Linked DNA regions of Homo sapiens: regions 1 and 3 are each linked to region 2. The links are chromatin loops, found by intact Hi-C in ENCODE. Cell type or tissue: mammary epithelial cell. All regions are shown on one strand.

Region 1 (8,000 bases), 73 kb before region 2:
GAGGAACAGCAAGGAGACCAGATGGCTGGTGTAGCTGGAGCTAGGAAGAGATCAATAGAAGAAGAAATCAGAAGAGAAGAAGAGAATGGAGGGAGAAAAGAATGGAGAGAAGAGAGAATGGAGAGAAGATAAATCAGAAGAGAAGAAGAGAACGGAGGGCATGAATGTGTAAGTCATTACAGGCCAGCAGGGGATGTGGGCCCTGGCCCTGAGTGGAATGGGGAGCCACTGCAGTGTCTTCAACACAGGAGCAGCATAATCAGACTTAGCAAATTTGCAGAGAATAGAGTTTATAGGGGCAAAGGTGGAAGCAGGGAGACTGGTTAGGAGGCTGTTACTGTAGCCCAGGAAGGACATGATGGAGGCTTGCACCTTAGTATAGCCATGGAAGAGGGGAGAAGTGGCTGGATTCTCATCAGATCTAAAGGTAGATCCCCGCCTCTGGTTTCCCTGGCAAATTGCATATAAGGTGTGACAGAGAGTAGCCAAGAATGGCACCACGGTTTATGGTCTCCTCTTCCCCAAAGCTGCCACTGACCACTTTCCCTCCCTGCCTTCTGCAGTTTTATGTGGAGCAATGAGGTATGGAAGAGGGCTTGGCATCCAGCATCCTTTCCCTCACTGCAGGGACCCACGGCGTGTCCTTCAGTCCATGGCTTACCCTTTGTGGACCTTGGTTACTACATCTACAAAATAGAAAATGGACCTCCTCTGTCATAGAAATAATAACTGTTTATAAAGGCACTTAAAGCTCCTTAGAAGAAAGCACTAAGGATGTGAGGGCAATCTGGCTGTGACATCTGTCACTCCATTGATTGCCAGGGTTGATTCGGCTGATCTGGCTGGCTAGGCGGGTGTCCCTTTCCTCCCTCACCGCTCCATGTGCGTCCCTCCCGAAGCTGTGCACTTGGTTGAAGAGGACGACCATCCCCAATAGAGGAGGACCGGTCTTCGGTCAAGGGTATACAAGTAGCTGCGCTCCCCTGCTAGAACCTCCAAACAAGCTCTCAAGAAGAAAGCACTAAAATTCTGGAAACATTGTTAGTGGTTTGCGATAGTATTTTGAGAGCTGGGGAACTAAATGTTTTGGTTGCATCTCCTCCCCTGATGTGTTTGCTGCAGATGGAGAGGCTGAAGCCCTCCGTGAATAAGAAACTGGAGTGAGAGATGCTTCGCGGGACAGACGTTCATATCCTGAGGCAATACCCCACACGGATGTCCAAACTCATGATCTAAGGAGACTGTCCACATGCCAGGTCCGCAGGAAATGAGACTGAGGCCCTCATCATTCAGACCCCCAGGCGATCCTCTTCTGGGGCCTTGCACTGCTGCCTCAACTATCTATATAAAGTTCAAAATCACATATAACTAGGCTCTGCTGTTAGAAGTGAGGATAGTGATTCTCCTTCAGGAGAGGCCCATGAGGAGCAGGAGCCCAGGATTGAGGGGGTCTCAGGGTGCTGGTGATGTTCCGTTTCTTGATCGGGATGTGGGTTTCATGGGTTTGCTTAGTTTCTGAAACGTTATCCTGTACAACGCAGGCGGATCTGCTCTTTTCTGAACATACATTCAACTGCAGTAAAATATCTTTTTAAAAAGGTAATGGGAAGATACTCTTTTCCCAAAAATATGACTCCTCCCTAGGAACTGAAATCCTACCTTTAGAGAGTTGTCGGTTTCTGCTCAAACGTGTTGTTTGTAAAATTTCAAATATGTTAAGGAGAATTAACAAATTAAACTGCCAATGGGCTAATGGCCATTAAATTAGTAGCTAAGAAGGCATAGCTTGGTTGTGCCTGTTTGGGGACTTTGTGTAAATAGGACTGTACAACACTTACTATTTTGTGTCTAGTTTTTCTCACTCAGAATTGTGTCTGTGACGTGGCTCCAGACTCACACAGAGGTATAAACCTTTCATTCTTATTGCCACACAGTATTCCATTGTGTGAATAGAACACAAGGAATAAAATGAGTTTATTTTACTCATTCTGTTGTAGAGGGGCACTTGCATGGTTTCCAGTTTATGACTATTATTGATAGCACTGCCATGAATAACAGCACTCCCAGGATGTGTGTGCCTGTCTTTCTTTCTCTCTTTCTCTTTCTTTCTCTCTTTCTTCTCTTTCTTCCCTCCTTCCTTCCTTCCTTTCTTTTCTTTTCCTTCCTTTCCTTCCTTTTTTTCTTTTTTCTTTCTCTCTCTCTCTTTCTTCTCTTTCTTCCCTCCTTCCTTTTCTTTTTCTTTTCCTTCTTTTCCTTCCTTTTTCTTTTCTTTTTTCTTTTTCTTTCTCTCTTTCTTCTCTTTCTTCTCTCCTTCCTTCCTTCCTTTTCTTTCCTTTTCCTTCCTTTCTTTCCTTTTTCTTTTCTTTTCTTTTTTCTTTTCTTTCTTTCTCTCTTTCTTTCTCTTTCTTCTCTTTCTTCCCTCCTTCCTTCCTTTTCTTTCTTTTCTTTTCCTTCCTTTCCTTCCTTTTTCTTTTTTTTCTTTTCTTTCTTTTTCTTTCTTTCTCTTTCTTTTTCTTTCTTCCCTCCTTCTTTCCTTTTCTTTCTTTTCTTTTCCTTCCCTTCCTTTTCTTTCTTTTCTCTCTCTCCCTCTCTCTTTCTTTCTTTCCTCTTTTCTTTCTTCCTTTCCTCTTTTCTTTCTTCCTTTCTTTTCTTTCTAAAAAAAGGCCTCATTCTGTTGGCCAGTCCAGGCTGGACTGCCATGGCTCCATCATAGTACTACAGCCTCAAACTCCTGGGCTCAGGCAGTCCTCCCACCCATCTCCTGAGTTGCTGGGATTACAGGCGCGAACCACTGCGCCCAGTTTAAGATGTGTCTTTTGATGGCTACAGAGGCACATTGCTCTCAGATGTGTGCCCCCACCACATTGTATGAGGCAGCCTCATACTTGGCTAGCCCATAGGATTGGTTTGCTTTGCTGGGACACTTAGCAGGTGAAGGTCTTCAGAGCATTCCTCTGGGAGTCAGTGATCCCATAGAAATGTGGGCGGTTTGTCTACACTTCTGCAGGGAGAAGTGCACAGTGGTGGCCTGAATCACCCTCAGCCACCACCCTGCCTTCCGGCTGACTTCCTTGGGCTCTTCCTCACCCCCTCGAAGGAAGGCAGCAGACTGTAAGGGAATGGATGGGTCATCTCATCTCGCCAGCCTGCACCAAGAAGTTTCCGAGAACTGCACCAAGAGGGTGGGGGAAGATCCCTTGCGTGCTAAGCCAGCTCCTCTGAGCAGGTAGGGCCGGGCAGCCCTGCGGGGAGTACCCAGCCCCTTCCCACCTGCAGGCTCATCAAACACCTCGACAGGCTGCCCTAGTGGGAAGCCGGTGATGTCATCTCCAGGCCTGAACAATCAGGCCTTTCACGGCAAGATGATAACAATCAAAACAGTATGTAAGGGCCTGCCACACAAGAACACACACGCTCATCGCACATGGGAGGATCTGAAAGCCGGGGTGAAGCAGGGCTTGTCAGGGATATGCCATTCTCCTTTCATAATCAACCGGCCAGGGAATATAGCCTGGAGAGCAAGGCTGCAGGTTGCCGTCCCTTCGCTTGCCAATTCTCAGAGAAACCCATGACTCTCTCCACTACCTCTCCTGAGAGCGTGCACCTCGAACCCCAGAACTACACCCCAGGCTGAGCAGCAATCTGCGCTCAAGCAGGAGTGTCCCACTGCACAACTCCAGGGGGCGCCATGGTCAGAGAACACAAGGTGAAAAGTACCCCTGGAATTGTGCAACAGTGAGCTTTGAGAGTGACCACTGGCTTTGGACTAAGGGAGCTGAGGCCTGGTGGTTCTCAAAGGTGGTTGCTCAGCCCCAAATCTGTCGTGCCATAGCTAAGTTCCCTAGAAGCCTGCACTCCACTGAGGCTAGAAATTCTCAAATGAGATGCGTGAGATCAGGTGTTCTCCACACTCAGTCTGAGCAGTTTTTGTCGTCCAGCTATTTGCTAAGGAAGCAAGCTCATCTAACATGTTTACTCAAGGTCAGTGGGTCTCAATCAGGGTTGGTCCCCTCCCCCTCCCCGGAGACATTTGGCCATGTCTGGAGACGTTTTGGTTGTCACAGCTGAGAGGTTGTTGCTGGCATCTAGCAGATAGGAGCCGAGGATGCTGGTAAGCATCCTACACTGCACAGAACCAGGCCCCCACAACAAGGAACTCACGGTGTGAAATGTCAGTAGTGGTGAGGTTGAGAAATCCCGCTGTGGATGGCACGTTCCACTCCATTAAACCCTGCAGGTCTCTGGCTCGAAACCCCCTGAGTCTGGCCTGCCCTCCCTGTTGACCAGAAGAGGCCAGAACCTCAGCTCACTAGCCAAGTGGGTGTCGGGCAGCGTCCGCCCCTATCTCCATATGGTTCGATGGGTCTGCATGAGGCCCAGAAAACCCGGTATGTGTACACAGTAGCAGTTAGGAGGCCCTGCTCTGTCACTTCCCAGCTCCACAACCTTCAGGGCCAGTTATTTAACTCCTTGAGCATCAATTTCTCCATCTGTAAAATGGGAATAATGGTGAAAGCTGCTCATGAGGTGGTTGAGGGGCAAGGCATGTTGTTACATGTAATATGCTTACAAGCACGCCCAGCACGTAGTAATACTCAATAAATAACAGCAGTGGTTATCGTCATTTTTATTCTAGCCGGAGGACCTCGGGCTGCCTCTGATGGGTGCGGTAATGAAAGACTTGAGCTGGTTTCAACCGCAGGCGGTTGCAGTGGGGTCTCCAGTGCTGTGCACAGCTCCTGGCACATGCTCTGTGCTGCTGCTGACACGAGCTGGAAGCATTTCCCAAGCTCAAGGCCTGAGACATTGAGGTTTGAGTGGAGATGGCTAATAAATGAATTTCAAGGGAACACCCCTGAGTAACTCACTCAGCACAGGCATCTGCCTCCCAAAGATAGTATAGGGACCCCTGGGGTGGTACTTCGCACTCCGGCCTTGGAAAACACCTGAGGTATGGCTGGGGTGTTTAACACTCAGGTTTTCCCTAAAAATCCAGCAGGTTCAGCTAAGAAAGAATCACAGAGGGCCAGCCATGGTGGCTCAAGCCTGTAATCCCAACACTTTGGGAGCCTGAGGCGGGCAGATTGCCTAAGGTCAGGAGTTTGAGACCAGCCTGGCCAACATGGTCAAACCCTGTCTCTACTAAAAATACAAAAAAATAAAATAAAATAAAAATTAGCCAGGCATGGTGGTAGGTGCCTGTAATCCCAGCTATTTGGGAGGCTGAGGCAGGAGAATTGCTTGAACCCGGGAGGCAGAGGTTGCAGTGACCCAAGATCGCGCCACTGCACTTCAGCCTGGGCAACAGAGCAAGACTCTGTCTCCAAAAAAAAAAAAAAAAAAAAAAAAAGAGTCACAGAGGACACGTGTAAGAGAGATAGGCCTTGGCTCGAATGCATGTTTTATTTTTGTTTGTATGTTGGCTTGGACTTGGAGAAGGGGAGAGAAAGGAAGACCTAGCTCACCCCGCCAGATCATCTCACATCTTTGCTTTCTCTGTTCCTTCTTTCTGGATGAAATGCATTTCCCCATCTTTATCTATTAAAATTGTCCCCATCCTTCACAGTCCATCTTGGATGTTGCTTTCTCCACAAAGGTTTCCTGGATCATCTGTCTCCGCCAAAATCATCCTCGCCCCTAATGCTCTGTGCTAGATCTTATGGCCTTTAGCAAGTCCCGTGCTGTGCTGGAGTCATTTGCAGGCAGGTCTTTTGCTGTGTATCAGATTATAAGTTCCTTGAAGACAGGGACCTTCCAAATGTCTTTCTTCATATGTGGCATGAGCTCTTGCACATGGCCAGGGCTTAGCGGTTGACTCTGGAGTGACTCCTGAGAAGAGGCTTCCAGGTGGCCAAGTTGCCACTGCAGGACATGGTTCTGCCCAGGAGGTCGTATAATTGAGAAGGCTAAGGCACACCCTTTGTAGAAGAAATTGGTGTGTGGCTGGGAGGTCACCAGTCTGGGGGGAATAGGAGGCTTCAGTGCCCAGCTCATCACCGCCTCATTCAGCAGCCTCGGGCAGTTTTAACAGTGGCTGCTATTTAAAGAGCACCCACTCTGGGCTCCGAGATAAGCCTGGCACTTCACAGTGATCATTTGCCATCCACACAAGAGCCCTGTCGGTGGGGGAGTTTTATGCCCATTTTTCAGTTAAAGGAAAGGCTGAGTGATCTGTAGCTTGCACTGGGTCCCACCTGTGCACCTGGGGTCCCACCCAGATGTGTTTGACTCATATGTTTGACTGGCACTACACATCACAGGGCCTCCAAAGGCATTGTACTTGTCTGCATCTCCTTTTTCTACCTTAACAATCTTAACAATCAAGGCATTGAGCCAGGCGACCTCCAAGGGCCCTAACTTTTAACATGGGTGATGGGTGGGGGGTAGTAGGAGGAGGATGCTGGAGAAGAGAAGTCAGCCCCTGGGGCGAAACAGGGTCAGGCCTCTAAGAAAAAGCAGAAACAACTGCCCACCGGGGATGCCTTTCTTCCTGTTGCCCACTGCTTGGGATTAGTGTTCCCTGAAGATACGAGGAGGGAGGCCCTTCTTACCTAGCACCCGGATGGGACCCTGGCCATTGGCCCTCAGCCTCTACCAGGTTGGAAGAGCAAAGGATGAGAGACCTCTGGAAAAGTACCTCAGACTGTCCGCCTCTGCCCCTGCATCCAGCCCACGGAGAGGCCAAGCCCATGAATGGGCACCTTTCCCCCGCCTACACTCCCTTGGCACCCCTTGTGGGCCCAGCCCCCCTCCATCTTCTAGGATTCATTATTTGTGCTCAGGCCCAGCGCCTTCCCCACTTCCTTACAGGTCACCTCTGGGGGTTTCCTAAGCAGCCTGAATTGTTTCTTTATGTCCCTACCCAAGAAAGCAAAGTGTCTGCTGCTGTCCCTACAGGGAGGCCATCCCTTCTGCTTCTGCCGTGCCTGCCCAGTTCCTGGATGCCACTCAGGGCTGGGCTGGAGACAGCAGCCCGCAAGGACCCACCCAGCATCAATGGGGCTGGTGAGGGTTTCAGGGAAGCTGGCTCTCTAGAGGGCAGTAGATCCAAGGGGCTAAAAGCGGTCAAAATTTGCATCAGACCATTGCGAGTTTTAGGTAGGGCTTTTTACTTTTTCAAACATCTGCTTAGCTTGTAGGATTCTGTATATATCCCCTGTGGAAAATTAAAATTCTTACCCTAGCTTGCCTCTGCCACCTACCCTGTTTCTGACTACTTCTGAGGGTGACCAACTCACATCAGTTATCTGGGGACTGTGCCAGGTTTAGCACTGAGTAAGTCCTATATCCTGGGAAACCCCTCAGTCCCTGGTGAACCGGAATGGTTGGGCACCCTAGTTCCTGTCCCAAAAGGGACACTGTATTCAGGGAATTCTGACCTCTTAACATATTGGCCTGTACATTCTAATGAGGTAAACCATTGCTACTCACTCCTGCCCAAAGTCAGGGCAGTCAAGTGATCTTCTGTAGTCTTCCTTCTTGCCATTCTCTCTTCCATCTCTGCTCCTCCTTGATGTTTATTTTTATTTATTTATTTATCTTTTGTTTGTTTGTTTGTTTGTTTTGAGGCAGAATCTCACTCTGTTGCCCAGCCTGGAGTGCGGTGGCGCTATCTCGGCTCACTGTAACCTCTGCCTCCCGGGTTCAAGCGATTCTCATGCCTCAGCTCCCCTGGTAGCTGGGATTACGGGCACCCACCACCATGCCTGGCTAATTTTTGTATTTTTAGTAAAGACGGAGTTTCACCGTGTTGACCAGGCTGGTCTTGAACTCCTGACCTCATGATCTGCCCACCTCTGCCTCCCAAAGTGTTGGGATTACAGGCGTGAGCCACCGTGCCTGGCCTATTTATTTATTTTTTTGAGGAATGATTTTGAAATATGCCTGATAATTGTGTTCTTTGCTGTTCTTCTTTTTTCTCTTTTTTATTTATTTTTATTTATTATATACAGACAGGGTCTTGCTATGTTGCCCAGGCTGGTCAAACTCCTGGCCTCAAG
Region 2 (8,000 bases):
GAGTCTGGAGCGCAGAGGACAGGGTCTGGCTGCTCTTTGGCCTTGGATGGAAAGTGGGGAATTGGGTGGGGGGCTGCGGACCCCTTAACGTGGATTACTTGGTGTGTATCAGCTGGGCTCAGAAGACCCACGACCTCTTCTCCATCCGTGGATTGATTTGTTCTGCTTAACAGCTGGGTCGCCAAGCTGGAGGTAAGTTTCCCTGCGGTTCGGGGAAGGGATCTGATTTACTTTCTTTTCTTTCTTTCCTTTTTTCCTCCGCGTCGTTTTTCGAAGGTCTCGAGATTCCGGGTTGAAATTTTTGTTCTTGTAATTGACATCTTCTTGGAGGTCATTTTAGTCATCCCCCTGCCTCCAAGCGGAGCTGATTCACCTGGGACACGGTGGTCAGCGACCACCCCATCCTGGGCGTTCTCGGCCGTTGTCCTTCAGCCTCTAGCGCTGCCAAGCCTTGGCTGCCTGGAGGGACCGAACCTCAGCTGGGGGAGACGCCCCCGCGTCCTCGGCGCACCCGCTCGGCCCCTTGCACTTGCCTTAACGCCTGGGCGCCCTCCGGGCTCCGTTACTTCGGGAGCGGTGCCGCCTCCGTGAGCTCCTGGCGTCCGCCCACTGGCGACCGGGGACGCTGCTGGGGCGCAGCGGTTGGAGAACGCGACTCAGCCGAGCCCCTCTCACCGTTGGGGCTAGGGGGTGAGCGGGGGCGTTTGGCAAGCAGCTTTCCGGCGAGGACTGGGCCACCCGTCAGGCTGACGCTGGTACGCGTTTGGCCAGGGTGTGGACGGGCTTTCTGAATAGGTGGGAGGTGGCAGGAATTCAGTCCAGTGAGACCACCCGCCACCTCCCCTTTCCGGCGCAACTTGCTAATGGAAGTCGTTTCTTGGCCAATGTGGGGAGAGGGCTTACGTCTTGAGTCTGGAACTGAAAGCATACCGCTTCTGTATCCATAGCTTCCTCCTCCCCTTGTTCTTTTGTGTCTGCCCTGTTTGGGGGCAGCGCGATGCCTGTCACTGAGTAGGCACTGAATAGATGTTTGTTGAATGAATGACTGAGCGACTCCACCCTTGGCGTGCAGATTAACCAGGGTCCTCCTTTTCCTTCTCCCTCCTTGGCGATTGTCCTCACCTCCAGGACCTATCTAGGTTTCCTGAGGATGCTTTCCCAGAGGTGGGATTCCCTCCTTCGCCCCTCACCCCTCTCCTGCAGCCTGTGGGTTCGCATTTAGAACCTGTCGGTGATCCATTTCCCACCCAGCAGTCCCTTCTGCATAGGAATCTGACGCTGTCAGGGATCACTCTTGGTCAGTGCTCAGGGTCCCAGCGTCTCCAGTGAGCACTGCTCCAGGAGCAAGAGAAAGTAAAGCAGCACCGGAAGAAGAAAAGGCAGTGCATAGTGGCACGACCCCCTACCCTGGGAGCTGGGGCCCTCGGTGCCCCTGGTCCCATGCAGGGTTTGGAACTGCCCAGGTTGACACAGCACCTTACCTGCGGCCCTTCCCCACCCTCTGCCCCCACCCCAGTTCTGTGCTTAGACTGACTCCGGGAGAGGAAAGGTTGAAACCGCCAGGCAAACTGATAACCAACCCCACCACTCCTCCTCCCTGTCTGATTTTAAAAAGTAATCCATGCTCTTTCTCTTTCTTTTATAGAAAACTACACAAAAGTGCCCAAAGCAGGAAAAACATCCAATTCACACAGTAATGCTGGCAATTTGATATATTTCCTCACTGGTGAAATCCTGCAATGTATACAACTTTTTCTCCTCCTCTTTTTTTGTGTAATTTTATTTGAACGTTTCCCCCATGTCATGACGGCATGGTAACTGTATTCTGCTGCAGGCGTTGACTCATAATTGGCTTGGCAATTTCCCTATTGTTGGATACTAAGTTGTTTCCAAAGTTTTACCATTAGAAGTAATACAGTGAGCATCTTTTGTACATAAAGATTTATCCACATTTTGTATTATTTTCTTTGGAAAATTCCCAGAAATTGCTATATTTGCTTTAAGTTAGAGTTATGTCTAAAGCAAAGGAATAACTCTATTTCTGGATATTGCCGAGATGGGCTTAGAGGAAAAGATACCACTTACCCATCAGATAATACTGCATCTTGGAGCGGGGACGCAGAAGGGGCACAGAGTGAATGGCTGCTGAGGGAATGAAGTGTTTTGTTTTGTTTCTTTTTGTATCAAAGAGTTGATCAGCATTGGTATGAGAATAACTTAAAATTTGTCATCAGGATTATGATGTAAAATTTTTTTTTTTTTTTTTTTTTGAGACGGAGTCTCGCTGTCGCCCAGGCTGGAGTGCAGTGGCGCGATCTCGGCTCATTGCAGGCTCCGCCCCGCGGGATTCACGCCATTCTCCTGCCTCAGCCTCCCGAGTAGCTGGGGCTACAGGCGCCCGCCACCTCGCCGGGCTAATTTTTTGTATTTTTAGTAGAGATGGGGTTTCACCTTGTTAGCCAGGATGGTCTCGATCTCCTGACCTCGTGATCCGCCCGCCTCAGCCTCCCAAAGTGCTGGGATTACAGGCGTGGGCCACTGCACCCGGCCGATGTAAATTTTTTTTTAGCAATACCATAAAGTAAGATATATCAGGCAGCTAGATTTAACATGCTGTCTTTTTTAAAAACTTAACTTTTGATTTTGATATAAATCTAGATTTACAGGAGTTGCAAAAATAATGCCAAGGGTTCCACTATATCCTTTACCCTGCTTCCCCAAATGCTAACATCTGATATATCCATGGTGCAATGATCAGACCTGGGATACTGGCACTGACACAACACGTTTAACTAGTCTACAGGCCTCATTCAAATTTATCCATTTGTCCCACTCATGTCCTTTTTCTGGTCCAGGGTCCAATTTGGGATCCTGTAATGGGACCTTGTAAAAAGTGGGAACCCAGAGGGGTAGAGAAGACAGCCTTTGTTCAGGAGGAGGTTTGAAATTGGGACGTCATTTTCATTTTCCTCCCCAGGTGAATTTGCCCTTCCTCTACTGACGGTAGCAGAGCCGTATCAGGCTTCCAGGGCCTATGGGAGCTTGCCCATAAGTGGGGAAAGCATCTCTGTGTACCCCCTCCCTCCTTTCCTCTCCCCAAACCTACAGTGGGAATGTGTCATTGAGTGAAATTGGGTTATTAGCCGGTCTGCCCTGACACGTCTTTTTGGGGGTAGACGTTTGCCATCTGGTGTGCGTGAGAGCAAGCTGCTGAGCCACTGAATCCGTGGTTGACAAGTACACCGTGCAATGCCTGCGTGGGTGACTCATGCCGGCTGGAGTAGCAGGTGTGTCGGGAGCTAAACGTGCAGACCCAGCAGGTACAGCATTTCCTGGTTATCTGAGCAGATTGGAAGGAACACGGATTTCTGCTCTGAACTCAAAATGGATTTAGGGTATTGTTAAGCAATTTTGGGTTAGGAAGTGATTCTCCTTTTCTTTAGGGGACTTTCTTCCAGGAGAAGATTTGGGGTGAGGAGAGCTAGCCCGAAGGGATTTTTGGAGGTGGCTGATATGGATGGAGGCTAGCCCAGGATCTTTGCATAAGAGTCCACTTGTGTGAATTTGAAGAAACCCAGGAAAGGGGCCCTTCTCCTGTCCTTACAATAAAGAGACCGCATGGTCAGCCAGTAACGCACACGTGAATTGAGGCTGTCTGCTTTGAGTATCACTGTGTCTTTTCTGACTTGGAGTGGTTGCCTGCATTGAGCGAAGGCGATGTTTGTTTGGGATAAGGAAGTTTTGACGTTACTTAAATCTCAACAAAACAGATTTCTGTTGTCCAGACAGAGTTTCTGTGTTAATGTTAGGGTCTGGTTGCCTAGACTTGATTTTTCTTTTCCTTTTTGAAATGCTCCCAACCTTCCTACTGTAGCTTGTAAACTGAAGGATATTCATGTCTTTCTCTCTCCTTGTGAACTGGTACAGACGTTTTCTGTAACTAGCCAGCTCCAGTGAGGATCATAACAGGAAGTCTCGCGGGGAGAGGGGTTGCGGCTGTTGTGACTAAACAGTTCTGGAAGGCACCTCTGTCTACACCTGCCTGTCCCTGTCCTCAGCGTCTCCTGGTGGGTCCTCCCTACTCAGACGCTGCAGCTTTTCTAGAATCTACTCCAGTGCAGTGCAGACTGTTCACTTTAGGACTGCCCCACCTGTCCCCTGGTGTTCAAATTGTGGTTTGCATAAGAATGAATTGCTTGCGGAACGCGTTATAAATGAATATTCTCAGCACCCACCCCCGTCCAGCCCCTCACCTTCAGTGCTTGGGGGTCTGCATTTTCAACAAGCCACCCAGGCCATTCTGACACAGGCACTTTAAGAAAACAGGAAGTTGACTGACTTCTTGGCCAGATAAAGCCTTAATTGAACATTTTCCCACTGAAGCTTACCCAACCACAGTGTTTTTTTCTTTCTCCTCCTCCAGGAAGCCTTTCTGGTTTACCTCCACTGGTCTGGGCCCCCGCATGTACTTGTTTGGTTTGTTGGTACAGGTTTTTACTTAGGAGCCTTGAAGTCAGATGCCCTTTATACTTGGTTAAGACAGGAGTGGCTGCATTTGGGTGAATGATAAAGGAACTACAGCTCTGGGCATTTTCTCCCCTCAGGTAGGCAAGCTCTTTGGGAGCTTGGAACGTGTCCCTGACCAGGCAGCATCCTGGCACATTTGTTTGTGTACCCACACAGACCACTGCTGCTTCTGTCTGTGGCCACCATTGTTCTAGACAATGTCACTGTCATCATGGAGCTGGTTGGGGTCCTCCACACCAAGTTAGCATCCCCTGTTCATGTGATTGATGCACCCAGCTCACTTCACAAGAGGACAGGAATGATCCTGGATGAATTGTTTTCAATTATGCTGTTGGCGAAAGACCCCTTGTTCAAAGTCAGCTGGTGGTGTTCCTGCCTTACAGACGAGGCCTGTGCCTAGAAAAACATCTATACAAAACCAATCTTGGTTGATCACATGATATTCAAAAGGCCCGGAGGAATCGTGCAACCTAGAAGAATGCTGAAGTGGCAAGTTTCTGCCCAAGAATTCTTTTTGTAATGTGAATCATCATCATCTCCTCCCATATTTGGTCTGTTGGTACAGGTTTTTGCATGGACGTCTTGGAAACCAGGTGCCTTTGTATGTGATAAACAGATGTGGCTTCGTTTAGGGGTTTGACCAAGGGACTGCAGTTCTGGAGCTGCAGAAATCAACCAGACCTTCCGACCCCCAGGTCTGTGAGGCTCCCCCAAGGTTTGGAAGATGCCGATTGTTAGGGTCCAGTTTTAATGATTTACAGACTTACCTCCTTTGCTTCAAAAGTGGTCATTTTACTTTAGCAATTTACTTCTTTTTGGTGTTTGCTGGACTGGGAAGTCCCAGTAGGATAGGCCAGGAAAGACCATGCCCGCCCGCCCAGCAGTCCCTTCTGATGATTGAGTGGGGATTTCAGGGCATGCTTTTTGAGCTAGCCATGGAGTGTTCCTTCTCTAATGATAGATGTATTTCCAATCATTTGCCTATGGACTTCCTCTTACCTTAATTCTACAAATATTCAGTGCCTGCTGGATGCTTTTTTAGGCATTGGTGCAGCCGCTTTGGTTCTTCAGCATGTGGGCTGTGGTGGTCTTCGGCGCCCATCGGAAGCTGATTTGAAGATTTAGCAGCCTGTGTGGAAGCGGGGGTTCTGTTGCGCTTTACAAAGTGAAAGGAAGGTGTCTGAGGTGCTGGCCTTTGGGGACAATTTCACTATGTGAGTAAAACCCTTATTGAGCTTTAAGTGACGAGAAGGTTTCTGCAGTTATGCCTTCTTCACTTAACTACTTGAAAACTTTATTTTATTTTATTTTTTTCTTTTATTATTATACTTTAAGTTTGAAAACTTTTAAAACATTTCTACTTTTCTCTTTTTTTTTTTTTTTTTTTTTGAGATAGGGTCTTGTTTTGTTGCCCAGGCTGGAGTGCAGCGGTGCGATCTCAGCTCACTGCGACATCCGTCTCCTGGGTTTAAGCCATCCTCCCACTTCAGCCTCCTGAATAGCTGGGACTACAGGCACCCACCAGGATGCCCAGCTAATTTTTGTATTTTTTGTAGAGATGAGGTTTCGCCATGTTTCCTAGGCTGGTCTTGAACTCCTAAGCTCAAGCAATCCACCGGCCTCAGCCTCCCAAAGTGCTCGGATTACAGGCATGAGCCACTGCACCTGGCCCACCATTTTTATTATGATAAAATATACACAACATAAAATTTACCATCTTAACCACTTTAACGTACACAGTTCTATGGTATTCAGTACATTCACGTTGTTGTGCAACCATCACCACCTATTTTCAGAAAGTTTTTCTTCCCAAACTAAAACTCTGTACCCATTCAGTACGAACTCCCCATTCCCCGATCCTCCCAGCCCCTGGCAACCACTGTTCTACTTTCTGTCTCTATGAATTTGGCTACTCTGGGTATCTGATAGAAGTGGATCATACAGTATTTGTCCTTTTGTGTCTGGTTTATTTCTTTAGCCTACTTTCTTCAAGGCTCATCCATGTTATAGCATGTGTCAGAATTTGCTTTTTAAGGCTGAGTAATATCCCACTGTATGTTTATATTGCGTTTTGTTTATCCACTCATTTCTCTGTGGATACTTGGGTAGCTTCTACCTTTGGCCATTGTGAATAATGTTGCTAGGAACACGGATGTGCAATGTTCGGGTCTCTGCTTTCAGTGCTTTTAAGGATATACCTAGAAGTGGAATTGTTGGACCACATGGTGATTCTATTTTTCATATTTTGAAGAAAAACCATACTGTCTCTTTTTTTTAATTTTAACTTTTTAAAAAATTTTTTGACACCAAGTTTCACTCTTGTTGCCCAGGCTGGAGTGCCATGGCGTGGTCTCGGCTCACTGCAACCTCCACCTCCTGGGTTCAAGTGATTCTCCTGCCTCAGCCTCCCTAGTAGCTGGGATTATGGGTGCCTGCCACCATGCCCGGCTAATTTTTGTATTTTTATTTTTATTTATTTATTTATTTATTTATTTTTGAGATGGAGTCTCGCTCTGTCGCCCAGGCTGGAGTGCAGTGGCACGATCTCTGCTCACTGCAAGCTCTGCCTCCTGGGTTCACGCCATTCTCCTGCCTCAGCCTCCCTAGTAGCTGGGACTACAGGCGCCCGCCACCACACCCGGCTAATTTTTTGTATTTTTAGTAGAAACGGGGTTTCACCGTGTTAGCCAGGATGGTCTCCATCTTCTGACCTCGTGATCCGCCCGCCTCGGCCTCCCAAAGTGCTGGGATTACAGGCGTGAGCCACCGCTCCCGGCCTAATTTTTGTATTTTTAGTAGAGATGGGGTTTCATCATGTTGGTCAGGCTGGTCTTGAACTCCTTAGGCTGGTCACCTTAGGTGACCCACCTGCCTTGGCCTCCCAAGGTGCTGGGATTACAGGCACGAGCCACTGCACTCAGCCTGCCATACCATCTTCTATAGCATCCATACCATTTCACATCCCCACCAATGGTGCACAAAGTTTCCATTTTCTTGCCAAGACTTGTTTTCTTATTCTTTTATTATTATCTATTTATTTATTTATTTTGAGAATAGCCATCCTAATGTGTGTGAAGTGCTTTTTGCTTTAAGAAAGCCATCTTCACGAAGAGTGAAGTGTCCAGGAAGTGAGGAGCGGCCGAGTTGGTGGGGGTGGCGCCCAGCTCTGAATCTGCCACAAGTATTCTTTCTAAATGAAAAGGTTTGATGACCTAGCACGTTCCGTAGGCCCTGATTCTTTGAACTGGAGTTTTCCAATTGCTTTTGTGCCCATATGCCATGTGATAGTACCTTCAACCTGGTGAAATGATCAGGTGTCATCCTGTTTTACAGGAGGGGCATTAAAGCACTAGTCAGTGAAATGACGTGGATAGGTACTGACCTTGTGGACCAGCCCTCCCACTCTAACTCCTAATCTGGCACACATAGTGAAGAGCGAGTATTTTGGAAGTGTTGGTGTGGAGACGGAGGGA
Region 3 (8,000 bases), 720 kb before region 2:
GGGAGCTGGGTTGATGCCAGAGATAAGGCCTGTGGGCGGAGGGAGAAGGGTTGAGCAATCTCGCCCTGGAAACAGAGCTGACCTGAGCTCTGCGTAGCTCTTCTGACCTACGTACTGGAGGATTTTTCCCGACCGTGAGGAAAAGAACCAAATTCTGGAGCTGGGGACACTTTGAGGGGTCATCCGGCAGAGTGTCCTGAAGGCCAACTCCAGCCAGTGCTTCTGGGGTGCTCTAGGAAGGCCAAGCCCATGCGTGCCCTCTCTCGGCAGGGAACTGGATGGTAGTGCTGGAAGGAGCCCGCATGTGGCACTGGACACAGCCCTTTTTGCTTGAGTGCGTTGGGAAGGAAATTCAGACATTAGGGCCGGGCACAGTGGCTCACGCCTGTAATCTCAGCACTTGGGGAGGCCAAGGCGGGCAGATCACTTGAGGTCAGGAGTTTGAGATCAGCCTGGCCAATATGGTGAAACCCCGTCTCTACTAAAAATACAAAAATTAGCCGGGCATGGTGGCGTGCACCTATAATCCCAGCTACTGGGGAAGCTGAGACACAAGAATCGCTTGAACCCAAGAGGTGGAGGTTGCTGTACTCCAGCATGGGCGATAGAGTGAGACTCCATCTCAAAAAAAAAAAAAAAAAAAAGAGAGAAATTCAGGGCCAGGCGTGGTGGCTCACACCTGTAATCCCAGCACTTTGGGAGGCCAAGGCGGGTGGATCAGGAGGTCAGGAGATCGAGACCATCCTGACTAACACAGTGAAACCCTGTCTCTACTAAAAAGTACAAAAAATTAGCTAGGCTTGGTGGTGGGCGCCTGTAGTCCCAGCTACTTGGGAGGCTGAGGCAGGAGAATGGTGTGAACCCGGGAGGCGGAGCTTGCAGTGAGCCGAGATCGCGCCACTGCATTCTAGCCTGGGTGACAGAGCGAGACTCCGTCTAAAAAAAAAAAAAAAAAAAGAAAGAAAGAAAAATTCAGACATTAGTCTCCCACATTCCCGCTCACCGTGCCCCGAAAGCTCCAGCTTAAAATACGCCTTCTTGAGGAGACTTGGGCTTCCTTCCAACTAACTTACATTGGAGTCTCCCCCAGGCACTGCCAGCTTGCAGCTCTGGGCTCTGTGCCAGGATGGCAGTGCTGGCATCCAAAGCCCTCCCTTGCCAGGAACAGGGGAACTGGCTGTCTCCACTCAAGCTGAGGAAGGGTCTCTCTTTTGGGATTCAGGTGAGCACAGTTTAGGGTGTGGTCATTAATGAAGGCTTACAGTTCCCCACCTGTAAGAAACTGCTCTGCACACCTGGTGTTTCCCCTTCACCCCAAAGATGGAGCTGAAGGCATCTGGAAAAACCACAGTGCCAGGCAAGAAGGATCCCTGGATGTCTGTGCTCAGCCAGAGCTGCTTCAGCCACCATCTTCTGCCTTGGCCATCACGGTAGCAGAGGTTGTCTGGGGCAGCCTCCACCTCCCAGCATGAGACTCTGGGTTCTTCTTTTGCCCAGACACCTGCAGTTCTGGCAGTCACTGAACTTGGTCTGGAGACCCCAGCTTTGAATCTCTCCAAGTGTGCCAACAAAGCCAGGTTCTGTGTGCTGGCTTCTCTTTCCTGCCTGTCCTTCCTCTCTACCTCGGGTCTTCACTCAGTGCAACCTTCTTATTTCCTTACACTGTTGCCTCCAACCCTGAAGCATCAGAAAGGGACCTGTTCCCCTCAAGTCCTGGAATTGGGCTTAAGGCTTTGTCAAGTGGTACAAGGAGTAGAGAGCCCAAGAGAGCCCAAAAAGAGCCTAGGGGCTCGCAGTACGATTTGTGGTTACCTCTAAGGAGAATCTGGTTAGGTCCAAAAGATCAGATTATATTTTATTGGGGGTTGATCATATTGAAGTTTTGTGCATTATTTTTTTGTTTTGAGACAGGCTTTTTGCTGTGTTGGCCAGGCTGGAGTGCAGTGGTGCAATCACAGCTCACTGCAGCCTCAAACTCCTGGGCTCAAGAGATCCTCCCACCTCAGCCTTGAGTAGCTGAGACTATAGACGTGTGCCGCCATGCCTGGCTAATTTAATTTTTTTTTTTTTTTTTAGAGACAGGGTCTCACTGTGCTGCCCAGGCTGGTCTCAAGCTCCTGGGCTCAAGCGATCCTCCTGCTTCTGCCTCTGCCTCCCAATGTGCTGAGATTTCAGGCATGAGCCACGGTGCCTGGCCTGTGCATTATTTGTTGCTAGTAGCACCCGGGGTCTGGCAAATTCCTGAGTTACTTTTACCCTTATCCTAGGAAGGAATGGAGGAGCTTCTCTTTTCCCACCTCCACCTCACCATCTTGTCTGAGAGAAGCCAGGCTCCTTCTTCTGGCATCATTAAAGGTTAAAAGGTGACGGGATGAGGGAACTCAGATCAGGAAAGAAACCAGATCCGAGGGTTTCCTGCCCCCGACTGCTGGCAGAGACTACAGAGGGAGGGCAGAATCTGTACCTGGGCTTCAGCAGCTTGGGGGACCCTTCCCCCTGCATCAGATAATCCTGGGAACCCCCAGGACTTTGAAAAGGGTCAACCCATTGTCTCAGCCCACGTTTCACTGTACAGACTTTTGAATTAGGTGCTCTCAGGTGGCTGTTCTCTATGAAGTTTGCGAAGTGACAGTGGCTGGAGTGTCACTGGGTGTGACAGCATCATCTTTATAGCACACATGGAACTGTGCTCACCCGAGCACAGCACTTGGGAGTTATGTAATGTTATCAATTGTTCTGAGAGCTAATGAGGAAACTGAGGCACAAATAACTTGACCCACGTGGCAGGCCACCTTGTGACCTAGGGAGTGGGGCTCTTTGTCCCCAACTTCCGGCAGGGCCAAGATGCAAGATTAGCCTGTCTGCTCTGGAGGGAGTTTAGATCTGCCAGTCTCCTGGAGACCCCAAGGTGGCCATGAAATTCCCAGTTCTTAGCTGAGCACCCGGCTCTTAGGAGCGGCAAAGTGAAACCAAACAAGGCCTGGCAGATCTGATTTCAAGCGCGGCACTTTCCTCTGCGATCACTCCCGAGCAGGAGGGAGGCACCCTGCTGCCCAGTAGTAGCACCACTCCTAGAGGAGGAGGGCCCAGCCTGTATGGGGGCAGTGGGGCCCCCCACCAGGCATCCATCCTGCCTGGCCCAGATGGTCCCTCTGCTGGTGGCTGGCTTCGGGTGGTGGCTCCGGGAAGCACACATTTCCAGGAAGGGCCCTGTAATCAAGTGAAGTTGCCGGATGTCCTTGAGTCACTGGCTCCTCTTCGTCTTGACTCCTCCGTTGTTGCTTCCGGTCACTCCCTAGTCTTGGCTCCTTTTTCTTCCCTTCTCTGTGCTGTTCTAATTCCCAGGAGGTGAGGGAAGGTTTCCCCTTCACCTCCTGCTGACCTGCTTCTCCCCTGGCCTGAAGCCTGTGGTTCTGGGATGGGGATGAGGATAAGGATGAGGTGGGTGCAGGAACGAAGATGAAGGAGACAAGCAGGGCAGCTGGTTCCCAGCCCACAAGGAGCAGGAGGCTCCCCTGGATGGACCTGGGGTGTTGGGCTGTAGCCTGTATTTTCCAGGATTAATCTATAAGTTCCCTGGAGTGGTGGGGAATGAGGTGCTCAGACTCAGGAGATGTTAACCTGAAATTGTGTGCACAACTGCGTATCCTGTGTGTACTCATGCATCCAGAGCCTTGAGCAGCCCTCCCAGGCCTGAGCCCCAGGGACACTTATGATGCACTGTCCCCCTCGCACCACCCGCCCCCCCCACCCCGATGTTCCTTATGGTGGAGTGGAAAAAACCCAGAGTCCAGCACATCTGGATTCTTGTCTCTCTCTCCTAACCAACCGTGTGTGACTTGAGTAGAGCACGTGCCCCTCTAAGTCTCGGTGCTCTTATCTGTGAGCTGGGGATGATAGTGATAACTCCATGGGATTGTTGGGAAGAATACATGAGATAAAGTTTTTCAAATGCTTGGGACCGTGTATGACTACAAAGTTTATCGTCCCAGCACTTTGGGAAGCAGAGGTAGGAGGATGGCTTGAGCCCAGAAGTTTGAGGTTACGGTGAGCTTTGATTGCACTGCTACAGTGTACTCCAGCCTGAGGGACAAAGCAAGACCCTCTCTCAGGAAAAAAAAAAAAAAGAAGAAGAAGAAAAGAGACAGTTTAATCAAAATAAATCACCTAACACAATGCCTGGTGCAGAGTAAAAAGCTCAACAAATCTTAGTTCTTTCTCGTATTTTCTCCATGACATGTGGCCCAGGAATAGTTACTGCAGAGTCTGGGGAGGGGTCTACCCCTGAGGTTAGGTAGGGTCTAGAATAGTATTTCCTTAGAGTGGGTTCCTCAGCACACAGTCTTGCTATCTGTTGGGATCCACATGGAGAGATGTTATTCCGGAGTGTTCTTGATAATGAGTCACCATTTAAACTAGACTAGACTCCTTATGCTATATCTTCCAGCAATTAAAGGGTAAATTATTTTAAGCCGTAGTGTGTTTTCCCATAACTCAGCCTGGCTGAGTGAGTTATTGGCATCATTTTCCCATAAACTGTAAGAATTGTGCATTCCTTAAGGTGGTGGAGAATACTTGTGTGATATTCAAATCACAGTGAGCAGGATGATCAGTGGGACTAGCCCTAGGATGATGCTGTCAATAGGAATGTGACGCTAGTCACATATGGAATTTTATGCTTTCTAGGAGCCATGTTTTTAAAACTAAAGGAAGGGGGAATTAATTTTTTTTTTTTTTTTTTTGGAGACAGAGTCTTGCTCTGTTGCCCAGGCTGGAGTGCAGAGGCATGATCTCATCTCACTGCAACCTCCACCTCCTGGGTTCAAGCGATTCTCCTATCTCAGCCTCCCAAGTAGCTGGCATTACAGGTACCCACCACCACGCCAGGCTAATTTTTGTATTTTTAGTAGAGACAGGGTCTCACCATGTTGGCCAGGCTGGGGTTGAACCCCTGACTTCAAGTGATCCATACTCCTCGGCCTCCCAAAGTGCTGGGATTACAGGCGTGAGCCACCGTGCCCGGCCAATTATCAGTTTTTGTTTGTTTGTTTGTTTGTTTTTGAGATGGAGTTTCACTCTTGTTGCCAAGGCTGGAGTGTAAGGGTGCGATCTCGGCTCACCGCAACCTCTGCTTTCTGGGTTCAAGCCATTCTCCTGCCTCAGCCTTCCGAGTAGCTAGGATTACAGGCATGCGCCACCACGCCCAGCTAATTTTGTATTTTTAGTAGAGACGGGGTTTCTCCATGTTGGTCAGGCTGGTCTCGAACTCCCAACCTCAGGTGATCCGCCCGCCTCAGCCTCCCAAAGTTCTGGGATTACAGGCGTGAGCCACCGCGCCTGGCCAATTATCTTTTTTTTTTTGAGACGGAGTCTGATGCTGTCCCCCAGGCTGGAGTGCAGTGGCGCCATCTCGGCTCACTGCAAGCTCTGCCTCCCGGGTTCACGCCATTCTCCTGCCTCAGCCTCCCGAGTAGCTGGGACTACAGGTGCCCGCCACCATGCCCAGCTAATTTTTTTTGTATTTTTAGTAGAGACGGGGTTTCACCATGTTGGCCAGGATAGTCTCGAACTCCTGACCTCGTGATCCGCCCGCCTCGGCCTCCCAAAGTGCTAGGATTACAGGCTTGAGCCACCGCGCCCGGCCAATTGTCAATTTTTAAATGTAAAATAATTAAAATTTAAAATTCTGGCCACGTGTGGTGGCTCGTATCTGTAATCCCAGCACTTTGAGATTACACTTGAGGCTAGGAATTTTAAGACTTGGCTAGGCAACATGGTGGTGCACACCTGTAGTCCCAGCTACTCGGGACTGAGGTGGAAGGATTGCTTGAGCCTAGGACGTTGAGGCTACAATGAGCTGTAATTGTGCCACTGTACTTGAGCCTGGTTAACAGAGTGAGACCCTGTCTCAAAAAAAAAAAATTAAAAATTCAGCTCCTTAATCACACTAACCACATGTTAAGTACTCAGTAGCCTTATGTGGCTTGTGGCTGCTGGATTAGATGCCGGAGGTTTAGGATATCACTGTAAGTGCCAGAAAGAGAGATGTTTCATGTCAGTGGTATTATTCAACATTATATTGGCAGTGTAACAAATATAACGAGATAATGAGGAATGGAGGAGGCAAAATTATTATTAGTTGCAGATGATGAGCTTATCCACTTCCAAAGCCCAAAAGATTCAATCATATAGTTGCTTAGAGCCTGTAAGGTAGTATAAGCTTGGTGGGGTGGCCATTAAATATGTTAGGGGGAAAAAAAGGTAGCCTGCTGGCCGGGTGCAGTAGCTCACACCTGTAATCCTAGCACTTTGGGAGGCCAAGGCTGGTGGATCACCTGAGGTCAGGAGTTCAAGACCAGCCTGGCCAACACAGTGAAACCCTGTCTCTACTAAAAATACAAAAATTAGCCAGGCAGGCAGGGCATGGTGGCTCACGCCTGTAATCCCAGCACTTTGGGAGGCCGAGGTGGGTGGATCACCTAAGGTCAAGAGTTGAAGACCAGCCTGGCCAACATGGTGAAACCCCATCTCTACTAAAAATGCAAAAATTAGCTGGGCATGGTGGCGCACGCCTGGACGCTGAGCCACAAGAATCGCTTGAACCCTGGAGGCAGAGGTTGCAGTGAGCTGAGATGATACCACTGCACTCCAGTCTCGGCAATACAGACTTGGCCTCAAAAAAAAAAAAAAAAAAGCTGGGCATGGTGGCGTGTGCCTGTAGCCCCTGCCACTTGGGAGGCTGAAGCACAAGAATTGCTTGAACCCAGGAGTGGAAGGTTGCAGTGAGCTGAGATACACCACTGCACTCCAGCCTGGGGGACAGACTCACAAGAATGTATCATCTGGAAATAGTTAAGGTTATGCACATAATTGCCTGAAAGGACCTTACAGAGTTTCAACTGAAAATGGAAACAACCTAGCCATTCAATCCCTGATTGGATGTAAAAATTAGATATTAAGATTTAATTTAAAACAATGTAGCATAAATTGTTAACATGTAAATATTTTGACCCAGCTGTGAACAATGGTTGGCTTTATTTATCCATCTACAAGGGAACATGCTGCTTGTGTAATAAGGGGGAAAATGTCTAAATTATTGCTCTCCAATAGAAGTCTTAGGCAAGTGCCATACATAATTTATATTTTAATAGTTACATTTTAACAAGTAAGAGGAAATGGTACATTTTGACTCACTATATTCAGAATATCATTTTAACACATCAGTCTAAAATATTAATGAGATATTTTATACATCCTCTTTTTTTATACTAAATCTTAGAAGTCCAGTGTGTATTTTCCACTTGTGCACATATCCATTTGGACTTGCCAGATTTTTTTTTTTTTTTTTAATTTTTTTGAGACGGAGTTTCACTCTTTTTTGCCCAGGCTGGAGTGCAATGGCGTGATCTCTGCTCACCGCAAACTCTGCCTCCCGGGTTGAAGCAATACTTCCTGCCTCAGCCTCCCAAGTAGCTGGGATTACAGGCGCACGCCACCATGCCTGGCTGATTTTGTATTTTAATAGAGATGGGGTTTCACCATGCTGGCCGGTCTGGTTTCGAACACCTGACCTCAGGTGATCTGCCTGACTCAGCCTCCCAGAGTGCTGGGATTACAGGGGTGAGCCACCGCGCCCTGCCTATTTTTTATTTTTGTGTGTTTATTTTTATGTGTATAAATATAAGGAGTGCAAGTATAGTTTTGTTACATGGGTATATTGTGTAGTGTGAAGTCTGGGCTTGTAGTGTAACCATCACCCAATCGTGTACATTGTACCCATTAAGTAACTTCTCATCCCTCACTGGGTTCCCACCCTCCCAGTCTCCAGTGTTTATTATTCCATGCTGGCCACATGTCAAGTGCTCAGAAGCCAGAAGTGGCTGGTGGACAGTGGAGGGTCAATTATTATTAACTCATAGAGAGAAGGCATAAAGTGGAAGTAGCTGGGAGGTTCTGGTGTGCACTATTGCTTTCCTCCTTGTCCAGGTCACTCTATGATC

What was found. Peaks named below come from ENCODE experiments on the same cell type or tissue, not always from the same donor. Only the 100,000 strongest peaks of a DNase experiment are listed, where the experiment ranks them.
Region 1: a loop joins it to region 2, with 9 times the contacts of the local background. A loop is called at or near these places in 6 of 110 quality-filtered maps.
Region 3: a loop joins it to region 2, with 3 times the contacts of the local background. A loop is called at or near these places in 4 of 110 quality-filtered maps.

What each region holds. Positions count from the first base shown.
Region 1 is chr17:72,656,925-72,664,924 of GRCh38, reverse strand. The region is part of intron 7 of SLC39A11 (solute carrier family 39 member 11); the gene reads left to right. It also overlaps the pseudogene RN7SKP180. Among named protein-coding and RNA genes, the nearest start is that of LINC00511, 20 kb to the right of the region's middle. In mammary epithelial cell, CTCF peaks have their summits at 3,671 (motif pointing right) and 7,038 (motif pointing right); DNase peaks (open chromatin) are centred at 3,284 and 7,254; H3K27ac peaks cover 1,677 bases.
Region 2 is chr17:72,584,395-72,592,394 of GRCh38, reverse strand. LINC00673 (long intergenic non-protein coding RNA 673) reads left to right here. Exons shown (of 4, transcript NR_152516.1): 1 at 1-192. Among named protein-coding and RNA genes, the nearest start is that of LINC00673, 4.4 kb to the left of the region's middle. In mammary epithelial cell, CTCF peaks have their summits at 3,214 (motif pointing left) and 4,164; DNase peaks (open chromatin) are centred at 1,814, 3,214, 4,004 and 5,034; H3K4me3 peaks cover 3,989 bases; H3K27ac peaks cover 6,169 bases.
Region 3 is chr17:73,300,405-73,308,404 of GRCh38, reverse strand. The region is part of intron 1 of CDC42EP4 (CDC42 effector protein 4); the gene reads left to right. Among named protein-coding and RNA genes, the nearest start is that of CDC42EP4, 7.6 kb to the left of the region's middle. In mammary epithelial cell, a CTCF peak has its summit at 3,146; DNase peaks (open chromatin) are centred at 3,134 and 4,524; H3K4me3 peaks cover 975 bases; H3K27ac peaks cover 1,342 bases.